2 separate regions of the Homo sapiens genome follow, and region 1 is linked to region 2. A link is a loop called in an ENCODE intact Hi-C map of the cell type or tissue named here. Cell type or tissue: PC-3. All regions are shown on one strand. Each heading gives the region's core, and the rest is flanking DNA. Links, peaks and the distances in the headings are about the cores only.

Region 1 (10,249 bases), core at 1,581-9,580, 64 kb after region 2:
TTCAGCTAACCTCCTATTATGGTCACAAAGCCTTCCTTTGGAAACTTGCACCTGTTTTGCCCAGTGAGATTTGGCCAGGCATGATTACTCACCCTGTGGGAACTAAGATAACACAGATTAACACCAGTGCTCCTTGCTGCCATCTTGGAGCTAGTGACTCACTCCCTGCTCGTCAAACTCCCTTTTCAGAAGAGTGAAATTTGAGCAGAAGGAAGGATTAGTCAGCTTGGCCTGACAAGCCCCTAAGGAAGCTCCTAGGGTTTCCAGTAAACAGAAAAGGGGTCTTTAGAGAAATTGTGAGCTCCTAGACCCTCTGGGCAGGCAACCTAGGTCCACCTGTCAGAGTCTAATAACAAACAGCAACCAAAATATTTTAGAGTATCTTAAAAACAGACTGTAAGATTTCATCATTACAGACCTGTTCTTGTGAACAACGTAAATCCATTTTAAAAATGGAGTCTCGGCCGGGCGCGGTGGCTCACGCCTATAATCCCAGCACTTTGGGAGCCCAAGGCGGGCGGATCACGAAGTCAGGAGATCGAGACCATCCTGGCGAACACGGTGAAACCCTGTCTCTACTAAAAATACAAAAAAATTAGCCGGGCGTGATGGCGGGCACCTGTAGTCCCAGCTACTAGGGAGGCTGAGGCAGGAGAATGGGGTGAACCCGGGAGGCGGAGCTTGCAGTGAGTGGAGATCGCACCACTGCACTGCAGCCTGGGCGACAGGGCGAGACTCCATCTCAAAAAAAAAAAAATGGAGTCTCCTATGGAACTTTCTGGAATGGAATCTAGTGAAATTCCTCCATCTTCCAATATTTCAGGCACTTTAACCACTTTCTTAATATGGTCTAGCACTGTAGTTATCAAGTGCACTCTCTTTCTATATCCCCATCCTCCCGTAACTCTCTCCTAAGTGTCAGGGATTTACTGGACATCCCCATCCTGCTATCCCATAAGCCCCTCAAAATCAACATGTCCAAAATTAATTTTGTCATAAGAAACAGGATAGCATAATGGTTTTAAAACAAAGCAAAACACACAGGCATTGGTATGCAAGTGATTGAGTTTGAATCCTGCCTCTACCTTTAATTACCTGTGAGATCCTAGGCAATTGCATAATCTGTCTATACTACAGTTTAATCGTCCATAAAATAAAAATAATAGTATTTTCCTCATAGGGTTATAGTAAGAATTAAATAAATTAAAGCATGTAAAGGAATTAGCATCATTATATTTTCCATGTCAGGTTTGCTATAAATAAGAGTTAAAAAATGAATGAAGCAACACAGTTAATGCTTAATCTAATACTTAGTCAAGCTACTGGTAACAAAAAACTCAAAACATGAAATACAGATTTGAGAAGTCCAGATTTCAGCAGCAATTTTGATAATTAGTAACTAGACCTTGATTAACATAACTTTTCTAGTCCTCATTTCCTCATAGTCAAAATAGGGATGGCACTAATAGCTACCAACTGTGGGGTGTTGACTATGTGTTAGGTACCATTGCTGAGTACTTTATAAGCATTACAAATAATAACACAAAAGTTTAGTAATCATTTTGGAATAATCACTGATGGACAATATAACATTCATTCATTCTTAAAACAGTATACACTGAGTGACTATTAAATGCTAGGAGTTGAGATACAAAGGGAACAAATGACAAACTATTCCAACAGACAGTTCACCAAAGAAGATACACAAATAGCAAATAAGCAAGTGAAAAGCTGTTTAACATCATTAGCCCTCAGAGAAATACAAATGAAAAGTACAGAGACTTATCACTATTTACCTATCAGAATGGCTAAAATTAAAAAGACTTACATCACCAACTATTGACAAGAATGACAGCAACCGGAACTCTCATATTGCTGGTAGAAATGCAAACATGTACATCACTTTGGAAAACAGTTTGGTACTTTCTTGTAAAATTAAAGTGGCTGACCTTGAATTTCACTTCTAGATATTTGCCCAAGGGAAATGGAAACATGCCCACAAAAAAGATTTGAACAAGAGTGTTTACAGCATATTCATCCATTGTATTAGTCAAGACTCTCCAAAGAAACAGAACCCGTAGGTTATATATACATAGAAAGAGAGATAAAAAATATGTTAAGAGATTGGCTCAGATGATTATAGGGACTAACAAGTTTGAAATCTGCAGGGGAAGCCAGCAGGCTGGAGACCCAGGGAAGAGTTAATGTTTCAGTCATGAATCTGAAGACAATCTGGAGGCAGAATTCCCACTTTCTCAGGGGACCTCAGTCTTTTTCTTGTAAGGCATTCAACCGATGGGATGAGAACAAACCCCATATTATGGAGAGTGATCTGCTTTACTCAAAACCTATTAACTTAAATGTTTATTACTTCTAAAAAATATTTCCACAGCAACATCTAAACTGATGTTTAACCAAATATCTGGATACACATAGCCTAGCCAAGTTAACACACAAAACTAACCCTCACATCTATTATTACCCTAAGCTGGAAATAACCCAAATCTTCATCGCTAGGAGAATGCATAAATATTTATTTTGGTATATTCACAGGATGGAACACGATTAAGCAATAAAGAAGTATAAACTACTAATATATGCAAAATATGGATGAATCTCCAAAATATTATGTTACGAGAATGAAGCCAAACACATAAGAATATATGCTGTATAATTCTGTTTTTGTGAAGTTCAAAACCAAGTAAACCTAACCCATGGTGATAGAAACAGTACAGTGGTTGCCTGTGGGAGATAGGAATTTACTAGAAAGAGACAAAAGAATACATGAAGATATTCTGGGGTAATAAATGTATTGTTTACCTTGACTAAAGTGTTGATTATAAGGGTATATACACTTGTAATCATTCATACAATTATCCATTTTAAAGTTGTGTATTTCACTATTGGTAAATTTTACCTTAATCTTTTAAAAAACTGAAGAGATTACAGTTCCTTCTTTTAAGGAGGTTACAGCCTGGTGGTAGAGACTGGCAGACAGGCATTTACAACATAGTATAAGTGAGGTACTTAACCTAATTCGCCTATTAAAGCTTTTAAAAGGGGACGTGGGAAATTGGAGTGGTATTTTTGAAAGCACCCCAGGTATCTGAATGTGCAGACTCATCAGTTTCCCAATGAAGGCCAAGACTTTGCCATTATTCACCTTTGAATCCACAGCAGGTACAGAGTCCAGCTCAATAAATATTTGTTGAATAAATGGCAAAATTCTATGCTTCTCCTGACCAAAGAAAACCAAAAGTGAAATCCTGTGCCGGCAGCCCTGCCTTCTAACTCCATCCAGCTTTTTATTTATACAATTCGAGACCAAGAGCCTGTGAGAGGATTGAGAATGAAATCCAAGGATGACAAATGTATTTCACCTTGCCTATCAACTCTAAGCAATTGGAAGTAACAGTCCTTACACTGTACTGAGAAGAACTCTGCGGCTGAGTCTGGGCTCAAAAGGAGAGAATATTTTGGTTGGTTATTATTGTCTGCCGTAGGTGTAAAAAATAACACACCCCACTTTTGCCATCCCTGAAGAGCTCAAATTCAAGCACCACATAATATCAAAATAAGATACAGACACAGCATATGTTCAATGAGTCAACCTTGCTCCAACGCAGAAAAAAAAATATTTAAGAATCATTGGAAACTAAATCAAATATCTACACATTGAAAGAGGGCCCATATTAATTTATTTAGATGCGGCCCATGTCTACAAATGGGCAGATTTCCTTCAGTGGGCTGCAACTGGAATATCACTGAATATCTATTCATATGCTCACATATTTTTGTTAGATATGTGTGTGTCTAACCATTTGTGGAATGTGCAGGGTCTACAAGTCAGTCACTTACAGAAATCTAGAATTCAAGCAGGGTGGGACTATAATAATAATTGCAATTTATTAAAAGTTAACCAGGTGCCTGACATTGTACTAAACAATTATTGCTCCTAGTTACAAAGGTGGGAACTGGGCCTCAGAAAATATTAAGTGACAGGGAGGAGTTCCAACTCTGGCATGTCTGATTCTATGCATTACTCTGTATGGCTACCTATTCAGCTATATTATCTCAATAACTAATTCTTTTATGATTTTCCAGAAGGGAGCAACTCTGTGACCATACCGGTGGAGATGTCTGACTATGTGCAAAAGTGCATGGGACACCTGTGACTCAGATGGCATGATTAGGCTTCTCTGGCATTGCCTGGGATGGGCAGAAACATGCATATCTCATTTTGGAGGCTTTTCTCCTGTCTCTTTGGTAGTTTTTAATCCTAGCTTGGTCCTGATCTCTCACCTGCAATCTATTGCTAGAAAGACAACAAATGCTATTCTTGCCAGTTGTTGACAGACCCTAAGAATATATCAACATTTACTCTACATAAGTACATGCTCACACTGAGATCCTAGCCACGAAGAAGCAAAACAAAAACAAAAACAAAACCACACCCAGGAATGAGAACAAGAAACAATAAGGGAAGAGAGAAATGGAGAGAATATGAAAGAGACAGAAAGAAAAACAGGGAGGAAGAAAGAAAGAAGGGAAATTGAATGAATGGAATTACTAATGAAATTGTCTATTTCAGTGCTACACAGAGAGAAACTAACTGCAATGTTGTTTTTTTCCTTCCAGATTATGTAACCACAGGACAGAAACCTATGGTTCTAAAATCATTTCCTGATACCCAGATCTCTTTCCAATGAAGGCAAGAGCAAAATTCTTTGAAACTGTAACCAGGAGATTAAAGAAAGGTGCCATAGAATACCTATTTACCTTTCTTGATCTTTCTGGTTTAATTTTCTTCAAGACGGCCTTTAGAAATGAAAGCTGTGTGTAATTCCATAGCTGTGATTCACAGCAGGGAGAAAATTCTCCTACAGTGCCTCCTTTAGGCCAAACTGCCAGGAGCAATGAACCCTTAACAAAACAGCTTGGGACAGTTTGTTTCAGAGAGTGAGTCTGTACCACGGGAAAATCGTTGCAGTTAAAATGCAATAAAAAGAAAAAAAAAAAAGCTGGATCTTTGGCCTGTGCACATAAATGTCTTAGAAACCCTGTCATATCTGGCTGGGCACAGTGGCTCATGCCTGTAATCCCAGCACTTTGGAAGGCCGAGACAGGTGGATCACAGGAGTTTGAGACCAGCCTGGTCAGCATAGTGAAACCCCCTGTCTATCAAAAAATAGAAAAATTAGCTGGGCGTGATGGCATGCACCTGTAATCCCAGCTACTTGGGAGGCTGACATGACAGAATCCCTTGAACCTGGGAAGCGGAGGTTGCAGTGAGCCGAGATTGTGCCACTGCACTCCAGCCTAAGCAACAGAGTGAGACCCCATCTCAAAAAAATAAAATAAAATAAATAAAAATAAATAAATTCCCCCAAAGAGTCTGGAATGTCAAGTAGTTAATCACCATTACCTAAATAAAGAAATTGACACTTGAATTAAGAAACTGACCCAAGTTCACAAAGATATTAAATGGAACAATCAAGATTAAAACTCAAGCCATTGAATTCCAAAGTCCATATATTTTTCTTTGTGCCACACTGCAGTGCTAGTTGGAGTAAACAGTTTTCAGCTTCTTTGTATTTTTGTCATAGAATTAACCAGATGTTGCTTAGGAACAATTTGCTGATGCCTGTGTTTTCCTTGATGGATCATCCTAAGAGACCTTTTGTTGTCCATCTGACTTCAGCAGTATTTGGAGTCCTGGGATCCCTGAAAGACTGTAATGACGTCAGTGCTTCAGTGAATAATTTAGCACTTGAACACTGCCATGTTGAGAAGTATAAGCAGTCCTAGACCTCCAAATTTTGCTCTGTTCTGTCATTTTCTGATGCCCTGGAAGAAACATTTCTTTCTTTTTTTAATGCAATTTTTAAAATCTTTAGCTTTTGATAAAAAGAAAAAGTAAGGCTATCATCCCCTTTGTTGCTCCAGAGTAAATTATTCCATATGATTGGAGTGTTTTACATGAGAAGGGAGGGTTAATTAGTATCATTTTTACATATTTTTTCAGATCTAAAGGATCAGAATTGTATTTGGGGGTGGCATGGAAGAAAAGAGTAATGATAAAGGCAATTACCTGGTATTAAACATCATGACGGTGCTCTAAAAATGATGAATACCCTGTAAATGTTACATGGTTGTATCATAATTGTTACTGCTATAAAAATTATAAGGTTGGAAAAAGTATAATTATAATGATAATAATATTCATTGATTCCCCATGGTGCTTCCCCACTCTTTGAGACATTTCATAATTTCATCCCACTCAGCTCTTCCAACCTCATCCTCTGCTCCCCACACACAACAAATGTTCATCTACGTGCATCAAGTTACTCTAACTGACAGTGGTGAATACTCAGTGTATACTCCAGCTCTCACCCTTTGTCAGGGATACTCACTTTTAAATTCCCTCCCAAACCCCAGGGCCTTACTGTTACCCAAACTATTACCTAAACCCCACCCCTCTTCAGGTCACAGATCAAGTCCACCTGCCTTCCGTGGTCCATAGTGGCTTCTATCTGCCCTCGACTCCAATAGCACTTACCATCCCGACCACCGCCCAGGCTGTCACGGACTTGTCACAGTGTTTTTTGTGTGTGCATCAGTCAGATCCCTAGAGGAAATGGAGGACACACTCAATAGGGGTGACTGAAAAGAAACTAATTAAGGGCTATCTGTGGAAGTGTAGGTAGGGAGCCAGGAAGGGCCCCAATCTTCTGCCGATCTTCCCATGGACTGAACCCTCTAGGAAGCCAGGCGACAGGGAGTCAGTTGATACAGTCTGTGAAAGTCATTCTGCCAAGACCCAGAGCAGGGTAGAGAGAGGATCCTTGTTTAGAGAATGGGCAGCTCATTTTGTATGTCTTGCTTCCTGAATCAAATTATTCGTAATCTATATTGGTTCCCACCACTTGTCAGTCAAATACTGACTTTCAGCTTCCACCACATCTGGAACAGGACAAGGAGTGAATGTTTGCCTTTGTACCTCTCAGCAGGTGTGTCTTGGCTCCTGGATCTTGAGAAGGACCTCAGTACCTACCTTCTACATCTGAGGCTGCCTTACACACCCCAGCATGATAGCTGTTTTGTCCATTTTTCTCTGCTTAGTGAGCACTGAAAACTAATCCAGGCTGTCTTTAAGAAATACAAGGTGGCTATTTTATTTCCATAACTGGATTCAGCATATATTTGCAGAGTGGTTATCCAATATCATTGAGACATAGCTCTTTCTGAGAAAACAGAAAACCAATTAGTAAAGAAGAAATTTAAGTTCACTTAAACGACTTAGTGTCGCTTTTTTAACAACAACTGCTGGCCAGGCGCGGTGGCTCACACCTGTAATCCCAGCACTTTGGGAGGCCAAGGTGGGTGGATCATTTGAGGTCAGGAGTTCGAGACCATCCTGGCCAACATGGTGAAACCCTGCCTCTACTAAAAATACAAAAATTAGCCAGGCATGGTGGCAGGCACCTGTAGTCCCAGCTACTTGGGAGGCTGAGGCAGGAAAATCGCTTGAACCTGGGAGGTGGAGATTGCAATGAGCCGAGATCGTGCCATGGCACTCCAGCTTGGGTAACAGAGCAAGACTCTGTCTCAAAACAAAGAAACAAACAAACAACAACAAAAAAAAAAACCACTTTTGGGGGATGTTTTTGCATACATTGTTTTTCATTGATGGCAGATATGATCAAACATGAACAAAGCAACTTATCACTGAAATGTAGGTTTTGAAAATCCTTTCTGATGAACCAAATGGCTCAGTTAGACAGCATCTAATTTTTTTAAAAAACTGTGTAGTTTTTATCCTTATTTCTAAATAAAAACAAATAAACCAAAACCTTGAGCTACTAAAAATGAATCTTAAAGTGACTTGATAACAACACTCCTCTTCTTCTTCCCACATTTATCAGAGAACTACACAGGTAGTAATACCGAATAAAGTTTTTGGGTTTTTTTTTTGTTTTTTTTGTTTTTTTACAGTCAAGGTCTCACTCTGTTGCCCAGGTTGGAATACAGTGGTGTGATCATAGGTCACTGTAAACTTGAACTCGTGGGCTCAAGTGATTTTCCTGCCTCAGCCTCCGGAGGAGCTGGGACTACAGGCATGTGCCACCATACCCAGCTAAGAGAATAAATTCTTGCATGTCAAAAAATAAATGAATGAAATTATTCTACCCTCTGCTCATTCATTCTGATACCCAATGACCCTCCCTGCTAGGGATCTCATTGCTAATCTATGTCCTGCTACAAAATTCATCTCCTCCTTCTCTTTCCCCCACTGAAGATGGAAACAGCTGCGAAATCAGCTCCGTATATGATACATTTTCAAGTGACTAAATTTTTCCATAGTAAAATAGATCATTGCGTCTATTTTACTACTTACAAAAATACAAAGATGCAAAAATTAATTGGTTGGCATGTTTACTAATCCCCCACTCAGTGGAGAATTTCTATCCCTACTCCCTATCTCAAAAAAGCCCAGGAAGGTCAGGGACCTGGTTTGTCTTGTTCCCCCGTGGATTCCCAGCTGTCATCAAAGTCCTGACACAGTACAAGCTCACCCAACAGTTCCCAAAGTGAATAGAAATCTACAATGTATCACCTGCAGCTACAGATTCACTCTAAGGATATACTACTCCACTGGTGGGAGCCTATCTCTACAATATAATGATTATGACAAAAGCAAGGACATTAATACCAATAAAATGCTACTGAGTGTCATGGTCTGCTCTACATGTTTTAATCTGTTAATAACTTAACCCTCAAAACAATCCTATAAAAGTCCTATGAAGTAGGCACCGTGACTATTCTCATTTTACAAATGAAAAAACTGAGGCCTGGAGCAGGTGTGTCATTTTCCCTATATTATGAGTCAGATAAAGAGGGGACCCAGACAGAGAGCATCAGAGCCAAACCTCCAAACACCTAACTGTAATGCATCTACTTTATCCTCCTAAAGAAAGTAACAGGAATTCCTTCCAGATACTAGCTGTGGTGTTTGTGTTTCAAAGAAAATGGGTGAATAGTTGAATTCATTTGTAAAAGTTTGGAAAGTGTACCAACTTAGAACTTTGTAAGTTCTTCACAAACAATCAGATGAGTAATAAAAACGTAAGACTCAGCTGTCTTTTCCAACATTGATAACCCACTGCAAATGGTTTGTTACTTTTCTTATCCCTACAATCATCGTTCGACTACTGTGTTTTTATCAGAACCCACTGGGTTTAGAATGGAAGGACAAAGTAGAGACATAACACTCGATGATTAAAAAATAGAACACAAGTGTGTCTAGTTCCTAAGAAGGAGAGAAAACAAGATAGGTGATCTTTCCCTCATATCTAAGATTCTTCCTCTCATGTAAGTTTCAGAAGAGAGATTGTTTTTTTCTTCAAGACAGTAGATCCTATTTACAGAAAGTTTTCTAAGAAAGTAACAAAGGCGTCATGAGGATGTAATTTCCTCTGTTGCTTTGCCCAGGGTTTAGTGGACAGTGAGAATGAAGGAAAATGAAAAACCCCAGGAGGACAGAGATGGTGAGAGGCAGAGGAGAATGATTCAGTACAATTTCTTTACTACTATTAAAACACACTTGTTCTTACAGCAAGAGGCTGCATTGTATTTGTGTTTTGGCCACAGTTACCCTTTACTTTCTTTTGAAAACATTATTTATTTACAGGCACAATCCCTGATTCTCTTTTTCTTTTTAACTGTTGATAAAAGCAATGAAATGTGTAGAGTTCTTCAGTGTCATTGCTGAAAAGTCAAAGCGGGGTTAGGAAAAAGAGTCTTATTGGTAAGTAAACACAAAGATGAAAGGAGACAGAAGAGCTTTATTTAAGTTCTCTAAATAAAAGTTCAAAGATAAGGAAAAATTACTTTAATTCCACCAATAAAAAAATTACAAACAAGTAGCCATGTATTCTACACTAGATGAACATAAGTGTTTAAGCACAAGCAAGGTGAATAAGAAAAGTTTTCATTTCCCTGGGCGAGGAACATCTTCTCCCTTTGTCCTCAGCATCAGTTTTACTTGCCCCAAGTCAGTGCATCACAAGCTTTGCTGCTAGAATACGCCTTAAGATGCAGGGCAGCAAGCAATCCTCCAATTGTTCCAGGGTGTGATCTTGTTTTACTTTGTTAATTATTACTATTTTAAGATTTCAATAGTTTTGGGGGTACAGGTGGTTTTTGGTTACATGGATACATTCTTTAGTGGTGAATTTTGAGATTTTAG
Region 2 (10,249 bases), core at 1,086-9,085:
CAGCTGTTGCAGAATGCTAGTGGGTGCTGGGGTGCCTGCCTCCCTGCAGGTGCTTACCGGAGTAGCAGAGGCAAAGCAGCTAGGGGAATTGGGGGAAGCCCTGCTGGAGACTGTCTTCCTGAAGGTGGTGTTGGCTCAGTGATGGGGTGCTGGTGGGCACAGGTCAGTGCCTTCTCTTGTCCCATGAGCAAGAGTGATGGCTCTTGACAAGCTTTCTTACTTATTTCATCAAGGAGTGCCTAGTAGAACACAGTTTGGGAAATTCTAAATTAGTTTATGAATGTCAATCTGGAGGGAAGTTTCCAACTCAATTCTACTTGTTTTTAATCATCAATGTATATTTTAAGTCTCAAAAAGGCTGATTTAGTATGCAGCATTTTTCACATGTATTTGAGCATGGTATTATTTTTTCAGCAGCATTTTACAAAACTGGTATTCTATTACATTTTCTTCCAGAAACAGTTTTCTATGGTTTGTTCTATCCTTAAAAACAACTTGTTCAAATGGCAAAAACGGAATTGTCAAATTTTCAGATAACGCAAACTAGTTTTGAAAACAAAGTTGGTCAATATGAATTTGAATTCATTAATATCTGGACAGGCAAGATTAATGAGATATAAAAAACTTTTATTGGCCTTGAAAAATCAATTACTTAAGTGTATATGTTTTTTGAGGGACAGGGAGAACCAGGCATTGGAGTTTTAGTTGACAATAAACTCAACCAAAAGTATAATGTTGCTGCATCAAAAGCCAGTTCAACTCTAGTCTACACTATTAAGAGAATCATGTCAAAAACAGAGAAGAAAGAGAATGTAGCTAAGTACCATTGTAAATCTACAAGATGCTGGAAGGTCTGGGGATGATATTAAAGGAAGTGGGTGAAAAGTTTGGAGAAAAGAATACACAGGCATAATGGTACTGGCCTCCAAATATGTGGGAGAAATTTCATGGAATGTAATTCAAGCATCTTAATTGCCAGCTTCTAGGCCTATTTTTTAAAGCTGTGGTTGTACCTAACTAGAGCTATCTTATTCAAATGGGAAATTTATTCACAAAATCCACAAGTGGCGGGTGGATAAGGCTTAGCAAAGATGAAGGGAACTCTGAGACAGGGCAGGCAGAAGCCCAGCAGGGCCACAAACAGGAGCCGTATGGTCCCCACCACTACCTTCCTCCAATGTCACTAGTGATGAATGACCAGACCTGCCCTCAGGTTCTTGCAGTTGCAGCACTCACTTAAAATTCAAATCTGATCAAGGAGTTGGATCAGGTCGGGTGTCTGGCCCTGGCTATAGGAGGGAATGAAGAAAAGAGAGATCCCAGTGTCTTTTATGGGAGGTAAACACTTCCTCTTCCAAGACAAAACACAACAGGGGTGTTCCCAAAAGGAAATCAAGGCACAACTTGGAAGCTAGAAGTTTGGCTATGAGATAGCCAAAATTACTGAATGTTAGATGAAGAAACTACAAGGGGTTAAATTCAAGTTCTTCCAGAGAGCAGAACTAGAAAAAAATGAGACAGGCAGAGTGAAGTCAATGTTTTAGCATAAAGAAATAATAACAATTCTTTCTGCACCAGGAGGAAATAAAGTTCCTTACTAGTCAGGGAGCACTGTGCCAACTGAAGTATCCCAGCAGCAATGAGAGGGTTGTTGGTTTGGGATGCTGTAAGGATGTCCCACTTGGAGAAGGAGTTTATGCTAAATGAACTCTAATCAAAGATACTTCCTCAATAAGGGAAATGCAACAATTATTCAGACTCATTCTGTGAGAATTTTAAAATCAATAATGAGCAACCAAGGAGATTTGAAAAGTGGAATGCACCCTAGAGGTCATCTAGAACAATAAAATTTTTGTCAGTATGGAAGCTGAGATGTAGGGAGATGAAATAATTTTCCCCCAAGGGCTTTCAGTGAGTAAATAGCAAAAGAAATGTAAAACAGGATTCCTACGTCCTCAACTCATACTTCTCTGCTACAAAATACTCCTTCTTTTTTTAAACTGAATAGTTGCACTTAGTGATAAGACGTATAAAACTTAGAAAAACTTATAAAACTAGAAAGAAATCTCCAAATCTATACATTGTTAACAGAATGACCATGAACACAGGAAAGCGTGGTCATGTGGGGGAGGGGGATGTGGCCAAAGGGGGAGAAGGAGACAAGACAAAAAATTCATTCAAACCAAAATGAATTTATTTTTCTGATATGGCCTCTAAATTACCAACATGTCCTTTGTTTTGATGCTAACCTTTTCTGGTAATTAAAGTTTGGGTGTTAAAGAAAAAACAATGCCTTTAAGTACTAGCAAGACGTCAGGAAAATGTCACTGTGAAGGCAAATTATTTTCATCTGCTTAGTAAACTTTTTGATTGATGAAAAGTCAATACTTCACCAATTCTTCTTGCAGGTGTTGTTTGTCTGATATGTCTCCTGTGTCATCTGGATACAACAGTTTAAACAGTATTTTAATGAGAAAAATTGCCTGTGGCTGACCTGGAACTGCCTCAAATGAATTTGTAGCTGATAAGATGTTTGCTTGAAATGTTCTTTGAGGGACAAATCCATTATTCGTTGCCACTTTTTCCAAGGTTCATGGAGAAATTAGCTTAATTATTCCTTGCCAGAAGAAAGCAAATGCTGCTTTTTTGAGAAAGAAGGGCAAATGCTATTATTCACTGGGTTTCAGCAATTCTTTCATAAATCAGCATAGTGAAGTTGGTAGACTAGACCATTAGACACCTTTCTCTGAAAGATAGAGTACATTATATTAATTATTCTTCCTCAATGTAGAGGCAAAAGAAAAATATGAGTTTCCTTAAAGGCTGTGTCAAAATATTGAGATAAAATGTAGAAATCTCAGTCATTCAGAGACGTCCTAAATATGTCTAATATTTCTATGGCCTCCTATCTCCTTTCAAATTGATGTAGGGTATAGATTTTCCAATTGCATCCTGAAATACCATATCCGTTAGCAGCCAAGGAAGGATTAGCATAACTCAGAAGCACTCACTTAAAAGAAAATCAAAAGAAAAATAAGAAAGAAGAAGAAAGGACAGGGAAAAATAGGCCATCCAAAAATTAAAGCCATGCACCATTACTGTCCTCTCCATACAATTTCTGGGTTCTTTCTCTTATAATAACTTAATGGTCCTCTATGCTGTTGCTCAGCTGCTCCAGTGGGAATGCCCCATCCTCTCAGAGCACAAATCCTACCATCTAGCTGATTCTAGACATTTTCATGACAGCCTGTTTACCACCCCATAATCCCAAAGTTAAGAGAGGCTATCACAGCTCCTTCTTAGCTAGCTCAGTTTTCTTTGAATGAAGTTTACACCAAACACGTTTTCATCCAGCCTTGTGAGCAACCAAAGTCTTTCTTGCTTGAATTAATTTACCTTTGGGGGTTGGTAAATGGAATTTATTTACCTTTATTTAGATTCCCGATGTTTCAAGAGGAAATGCTTGTAAGGAACTAACTCTGGAAACCATCTGAGAGGAACACTGTTTGCACAGCACTTTTCAAAATAATAGCATGGCAGGCTTCCCAGTTCACAGCCACAACATCCTGCGGAATCAGCTGAGCTTTTAAAAAAGCTAACAACCAGTTTGAATTTGAGCAATTATTTGGGGGTTCAAGGCAGCAAAGCTTTTGTTCTTAAAATCTAGAACAGTGGTCTTCTTACATCATCATTCAGATAGACCTGAAACAAAAATTTGACACCAAAAAAAAAAAAAAAAAAAAAACTGCCCTTACCACAAAGATGCTTTTTTCCCTTGATTCTATTTCATTTTAATGCTGTTCGTGACTCATTAAACTGATTTCATGATCCACTAATTAGTTACAACCCACAATCTAAAAAGCACTTGTCTAGAACATGGAGAAGTTCTCTGCTGACCTGGAGTCATTTCAAACACCATGTTTTAAAGATTTCACAGCAATGTTGCAAATTAAACTACCTGAAGATTAGGAATCATTGCTCTAGAGCAATTGATAAGAAAACCTACAGGTTTCTTTATTGAAATACACTTTTGAAAAGAATCTCACCTGGCAGTTATTTTAAATAATATAAATGTAGCAGTAAGTAGGCTGTTGATCAGTTTGCCATACTCAGTACAGGGTGATCTATGAAGTACTTTGCAATCTGTTTTTTCCACTTGAGCAGCAGAATTCCTAACAGCCAGGAGACTCACGCAAGAACACAGTGAGTAGCTGAGCCTCATGCAAGAACACAGTGTCAGATCAGGGCTATGATAGAGACGCCTTGGTCTCCCCGACCTTTCCCCTAGTGAGCTCTATTTCCATGAACAGAAACTAGATGCCTGGGAGCTGAGGCATGGAAAGTTATTGCTGCTCGGCAGCAGTGACCCTTCACCTACTAAACTTCCCCTTGTTGACTCTGCAGCCAGGCAGTCCCGCCCAGGCTGTGGGTGTGGGACTGACCTTTCACCAACTTAGCCTGCTCGAGAGAGCCCCAGCATCTGCTTAGCTTCCGCAGGCCAGCTGCTTCTTCCTTCCAACACAATGTTGGTAAAAATTGTGCATAGCAGAAAGTAACTTTCTTTTTTCCCTAGGGCATTAATTTATAGGTTTCATTTCTTATTTAAAAATAAAAATAAACAATCCCTCACTCCCTTTGCTCCAATACACAGTGCATTTTGAGAAGCCTATTTGAAAGAAGAAGTGAGAGAACCCTAGTGTGCAACGGGTGGAATAAAGAACAAAAAAAGAGGACCCTTAACCCTTCCTATTTGTACTTCCTTTTGAGATTCTGCACTGACTGTTGAAACACGGTCAGGCAGGCCTGCTTTCCTCAATCAAGAACACAGCCATGTTGCCCAAACTCAGCATTTGTCAGGCCCTCGAGTTATTTTCAAAATGGGAAACTAAAGGGGGAAAGAAGTATGTGTCTGTGTGATTATTGTTAAAGTTGCAGACAGTCTCGTTTTCTCTCTGGCAAAGTCTAACTGAGCTCAAGAGGACATCAGGTAAAATCAATTTTGTTCAAGAAACAAACGGTTGAGTTTCCAGCATCTGTTTAGTTTGTTTTAGCATTCAACTGTTTCACACAGTTGCCTGGTTTTGGCCAACAGGGCAAATAGGTATTCTTCTAAAGTTTCAGAAAGGCAATTAAAAAAAAAAAAAAAAATCTTACGCTTCTCAATCCCCAGAAGAGTGTGACAAGGATTTCTGTTTAAACTGAGATTTAGAGAACCCATTTTTCCTACCAGCTGTATGACTCTGGTGACTTAACTCTTCTGCTTGTTTTTCCTCTGCGATTGAAAATGTTGGATTAAATGAATGATTTTCATGTTTTCCATTGACAGTCTCACTAAAGGACAGTTCTTCTAAATGTAAAGGGGAGGGTGGAGGTAGGGTGCTGCTGCAGGGCAGAACACCCCACCAGCAGCTGCTTGGGCCCCCAGCCCAGTAACAACAGGGGTTGCATCTCCCAAACATAATTCACTGATCCACTGATCTCTGGAGTCCTGCGTTGGGACGAATCCCAAGGCCGCATCAGATCACACAGGAGAAGATGTTATGATCCATTATTACTGGTGGCAGCCAAGCTGGAGAGGGAAGGACTAACCACTTGCATAACATGTAATTGCTTAAACTAGTATTTTCAAACAAATGCAGAAATTTTAGTATGACATCTGGGTATCTGTCCTTTTACTGCCAAATATGTAATGTACAATGCATTGCTCATACCAATAGGCCAGTGAACATAAATTGCAAGTAGTAAGGAATATTAGTATAACTGACTGAATTTTCCCATTTTTACCTAGACAGTGAATGCAATGGTGATACAGCTTTGACTGCCCCTGCACTGGGTTAAGCAACAAAATCACAAAAGAAAGTGACGTCTAAAATTTGTCTTTCAGATGACCTGGTGCTTGATTGTGCTCCTTTTACTATCTGACACCCCCAAAAAATTAGTCTAAGGCAGCCAACCAGTGCTACACAAACCAAGGCTGGAACTTAGCAAAACCTGGAGTTTTCCAAGTAAAATAATTCTATTTGAACTCAGTGTGTGTAGTAGAGGATACAGGAAAAAGAAAGGTCCTATTCAGTGATAATCTCAGGAAATTCATGCAATGATCAGCAATCAGAGGAAAGGAACAGGCCACAAAACTGTAAGCAAAGTTTCATGTTCAGTATTAGTCCACAGAAGACAATGAGCAGGAATAGTAAGGGAGAAATCTGATTGCAGGCTCTTCAGGTTTTGAGTCTCCAAGCCTCGTGGTATGCCCGAGCTTGTGAGAAATCGAAGGCAGGAAGTTCTCGCCATGGTTTTCAGCTCCATCAGGTCATTTAAGGTCTTCTCTACCATCAGAGTGAACAGATAACCTACAGAATAGGGGGAAATTTTTGCAATCTACCCATCTGACAAAGGGCTAATATGCAGAATCTACAAAGAACTTAAACAAATTTACAAGAAAAAAATCAAACAACCCCATCAAAAAGTGGGCAAAGGATATGAACAGACACTTCTCAAAAGGAGACATTTATGCAGCCAACAGACACATGAAAAAATGCTCACCATCACTGGCCATCAGAGAAATGCAAATCAAAACCACAATGAGATACCATCTCACACCAGTTAGAATGGCAATCATTAAGAAGTAAGGAAATGACAGGTGCTGGAGAGGATGTGGAGAAATAGGAACACTTTTACACTTTTGGTGGGAGTGTAAACTAGTTTAACCATTGTGGAAAACAGTATGGCGATGTGTCTGGAATTGGTGGGTTCTTTGTCTCACTGACTTAAAGAACGAAGCCGCAGACCCTTGCGGTGAGTGTTACAGTTCATAAAGGTGATGTGTCTGGAGTTTGTTCCTTCTGATGTTCGGACATGTTTGGAGTTTCTTCCTTCTGGTGGGTTCGTGGTCTCGCTGGCTTCAGGAGTGAAGCTGCAGACCTTCGCGGTGAGTGTTACAGCTCTTAAGGCGGCGCTTCTGGAGTTGTTCGTTCCTCCTGTCTGGAGTTGTTCATTCCTCTCTCTGGGTTCGTGGTCTCGCTGGCCTCAGGAGTGAACCTGCAGACCTTCGCGGTGAGTATTACAGCTCATAAAGGCAGTGCGGACCCAAAGAGTGAGCAGCAGCAAGATTTATTGCAAAGAGCAAAAGAACAAAGCTTCCACGAACAGGTTGCCACTGCCAGCTCAGGCAGCCTGCTTTTATTCCCTTATCTGGCTCCACCCACATCCTGCTGATTGATCCATTTTACAGAGAGCTGATTGGTCCGTTTTGACAGGGTGCTGATTGGTGCATTTACAATCTCTGAGCTAGACACAGAAGTTCTCCAAGTCCCCACTAGATTAGCTAGACACAGAACACTGATTGGTGCATTTACAAACCTTGAGCTAGACACAGGGTGCTGATTGGTGTATTTACAATCCGTTATCTAGACATAAGGGTTCTCCAAATCCCCACCAGATTAGCCAGATACAGAGTGCTGATTGGTGCATTCACAAACCTTGAGCTATACACAGAGTGCTGATTGGTGTATCTACAATCCCTTAGCTAGACATAAAGGTTCTCCAAGTCCCCACTAGACTCAGGAGCCCAGCTGGCTTCACCTAGTGGATCCCACATGGGGGCTGCAGTCAGAGCTGCCTGCCAGTCCCACGCCATGTGCCCACACTCCTCAGTCCTTGGGCGGTCGATGGGACCGGGTGCTGTGGAGCAGGGGGTGGCGCTTGTCAGGGGACCCAGCGCACCTTCTGCAGCTGCTGGCCTAGGTGCTAAGCCCCTCACTGCCCGGGGCTGGCAGCACGAGCCGGCTGCTCCGAGTGCGGGGCCCACCGTGCCCACGTCCACTCAGAACTCATGCTGGCCCATGAGAGTTGCGTGCAGCCCCGGTTCCCGCCTGTGCCTCTCCCTCCACACCTCCCTGCAAGCAGAGGGAGCTGGCTCCGACCTCGGCCAGCCCAGAGAGGGGCTCCCATAGTGCAGCAGCAGGCTGAAGGGCTTCTCAAGCACGGCCAGAGTGGGCGCCCAGGCCGAGGAAGCACTGAGAGCAAGTGAGGGCTGCCAGCATACTGTCACTTCTCAGCAATTCCTCAAGGATCTAGAACTAGAAATACCACTTGACCCAGCCATCCCATTACTGGGTATATACCCAAAGGATTATGAATCATGCTACTATAAAGACACATGCACACATGTTTATTGAGGCACTATTCACAGTAGCAAAGACTTGGAACCAACCCAAATGTCCATCAATGATAGACTGGATTAAGAAAATGTGGCACATATACACCATGGAATACTATGCAGCCATAAAAAAGGATGAGTTCATTTCCTTTGTAGGGACATGGATGAAGCCGGAAACCATCATTCTGAGCAAACTATTGCAAGGACAGAAAACCAAACACCGCATGTTCTTGCTCATAGTTGGGAAGTGAACAATGAGAACACTTGGACACAGGGTGGAGAACATCACACACCAGGGCTTGTCGTGGGTTGGGAGGAGGGGGAAGGGATAGCATTAGGAGAAATACCTAATGTAAATGACGAGTTAATGGGTGCGGCACACCAACATGGCACATGTATACATATGTAACAAACCTGCACATTGTGCACATGTACCCTAGAACTTAAAGTATCATTAAAAAAAATAAAAAAAGAAATAGAAGGCAGGAGGGCTGCTGACCCATTTCCTGGTCCCAATTTTGCCTTCCAAGTCAGTGAAAAGCCTATTTTGGACAGATATTTGGCAACTTCCTCTGTCTGTTCTCTTGCTACATCTATTTTCATTTCAACTTTTGGAATAACATTTATTTTCTTTACAATTAAGAAGTAACACATATTTCATGGCTTATCATTTGAAAACTCATTTCAAATGCAAATATAAATACTGGTAATTCCATTGCCCAAAATTAACCACTATGGATAATCTGATACATTTTCCTTATGCATAGATTTGTATATATGTTTGTGCATATAATATTTAAAATATTAACCACGTGTGTTTTCCACCAATATTTCTAATAATCTCAAGATCCTCTCCCCAATTTGGGCAACTGGACCATGACTCACAGAAGGAGCCAAAAATACTTATACAAGTTTTGAGAAATCTGCTTTACTGAGGAATTGAGATGTAGGTTTTCCTTTTTCTCAGATCCACAAAACCTGTATATGGTTTCTGTGATGCACCCACTAACCCCCTTTTGGGGCTCATCTGGGCTACTGTCAAGTCTCCTCCAGTTTTTATTCTCTTCTGCACCCCTATAACAAGAGAGTCTCTTCTAGTTCAAGAGGCAATAGTGAGAAACCTGATGTGATTTATTGTAGTTTCACTATGCTACAAATCCCCTCAAGGACTACACTTTTGAGACTCATTCCCTATGCCAAGACCTTAGAAAATAGCAGGAATAGAAATGGCCTCATGAAGGATTTAGGCAGACAGGCCTGTGACAGCCTTGTAGAGTTTCCTGTAGTCCAATGTATTACAGTCCCAACAGAGGGGGCACTAAGGTAGATGGGGTATGAGACTATGGTTCAGTATATTTCAGGTACAGAAAAATGGAATGCTGTCCTTGGATCCAAGAATAACCAGAGGCCACAAAGAGAGCCAGGCGCAAATGGGTCTTTTGGATGGGAATGAGACCTGATGGAGTGGCAATCTGCACGAACCAATAATCTAGGACTAGATTTGATAGGAATCATCTCGATGGAAGCTAGCATGGCTACTTGTCTACTTTCCCTGATAACTTGGGCCTATATACACTCCTGGGAAAATAGATGCCACTCCAGGGGAAAAGAACAGTAAAATCCCACATTAACCAAAAGGCCTTTAATAGACATTATACTGACTTACAGGAAATCAAAAGAAAAGAAAATATCAACACATGTACACTTGACACTTATGGATTGAAATTTGTAACCACTCTCTATATGTAGAATTTTTTTTTTTTTTTTTAGACAGAGTCTCGCTCTGTCACCCAGGCTGGAGTGCAGCGGTGTGATCTTGGCTCACTGCAACCTCTGCCCCCTGGGTTTAAGCAATTCTCTGCCTCAGCCTCCCGAGTAGCTGGGATTATAGGCGGGTGCCACCACGCCCAGCTAATTTGTGTATTTTTAGTAGAGACGGAGTTTCACCATCTTGGCCATGCTGGTCTTGAACTCTTGACCTCGTGATACACCTTTCTCGGCCTCCCAAAGTGCTGGGATTACAGGCATGAGCCACCGCATCAGGCCATATATTTAGAATGGTTTTAACTAAGGCTTAGTGGGTTTAACTAG

The links. A loop is a pair of places that touch in the nucleus more often than their neighbours do. Peaks named below come from ENCODE experiments on the same cell type or tissue, not always from the same donor. Only the 100,000 strongest peaks of a DNase experiment are listed, where the experiment ranks them.
Region 1: a loop joins it to region 2, with 5 times the contacts of the local background. A loop is called at or near these places in 68 of 110 quality-filtered maps.

Annotation. Positions count from the first base shown.
Region 1 is chr7:95,539,810-95,550,058 of GRCh38, reverse strand. It overlaps ASB4 (ankyrin repeat and SOCS box containing 4), which reads right to left. Exons shown (of 5, transcript NM_016116.3): 5 at 9,826-10,249. Among named protein-coding and RNA genes, the nearest start is that of PDK4, 52 kb to the left of the region's middle. In PC-3, for the core only: a CTCF peak has its summit at 4,891; a DNase peak (open chromatin) is centred at 4,888; H3K4me3 peaks cover 735 bases; H3K27me3 peaks cover 1,490 bases.
Region 2 is chr7:95,603,041-95,613,289 of GRCh38, reverse strand. It overlaps PDK4-AS1 (PDK4 antisense RNA 1), which reads right to left. Exons shown (of 3, transcript XR_001745287.3): 2 at 3,428-6,350; 3 at 2,173-2,746. Among named protein-coding and RNA genes, the nearest start is that of PDK4-AS1, 11 kb to the right of the region's middle. RefSeq lists enhancers at 3,689-4,888, 2,144-5,980. In PC-3, for the core only: no CTCF peak of the experiment used is centred there; DNase peaks (open chromatin) are centred at 3,519 and 4,339; H3K4me3 peaks cover 1,726 bases; H3K27ac peaks cover 1,825 bases.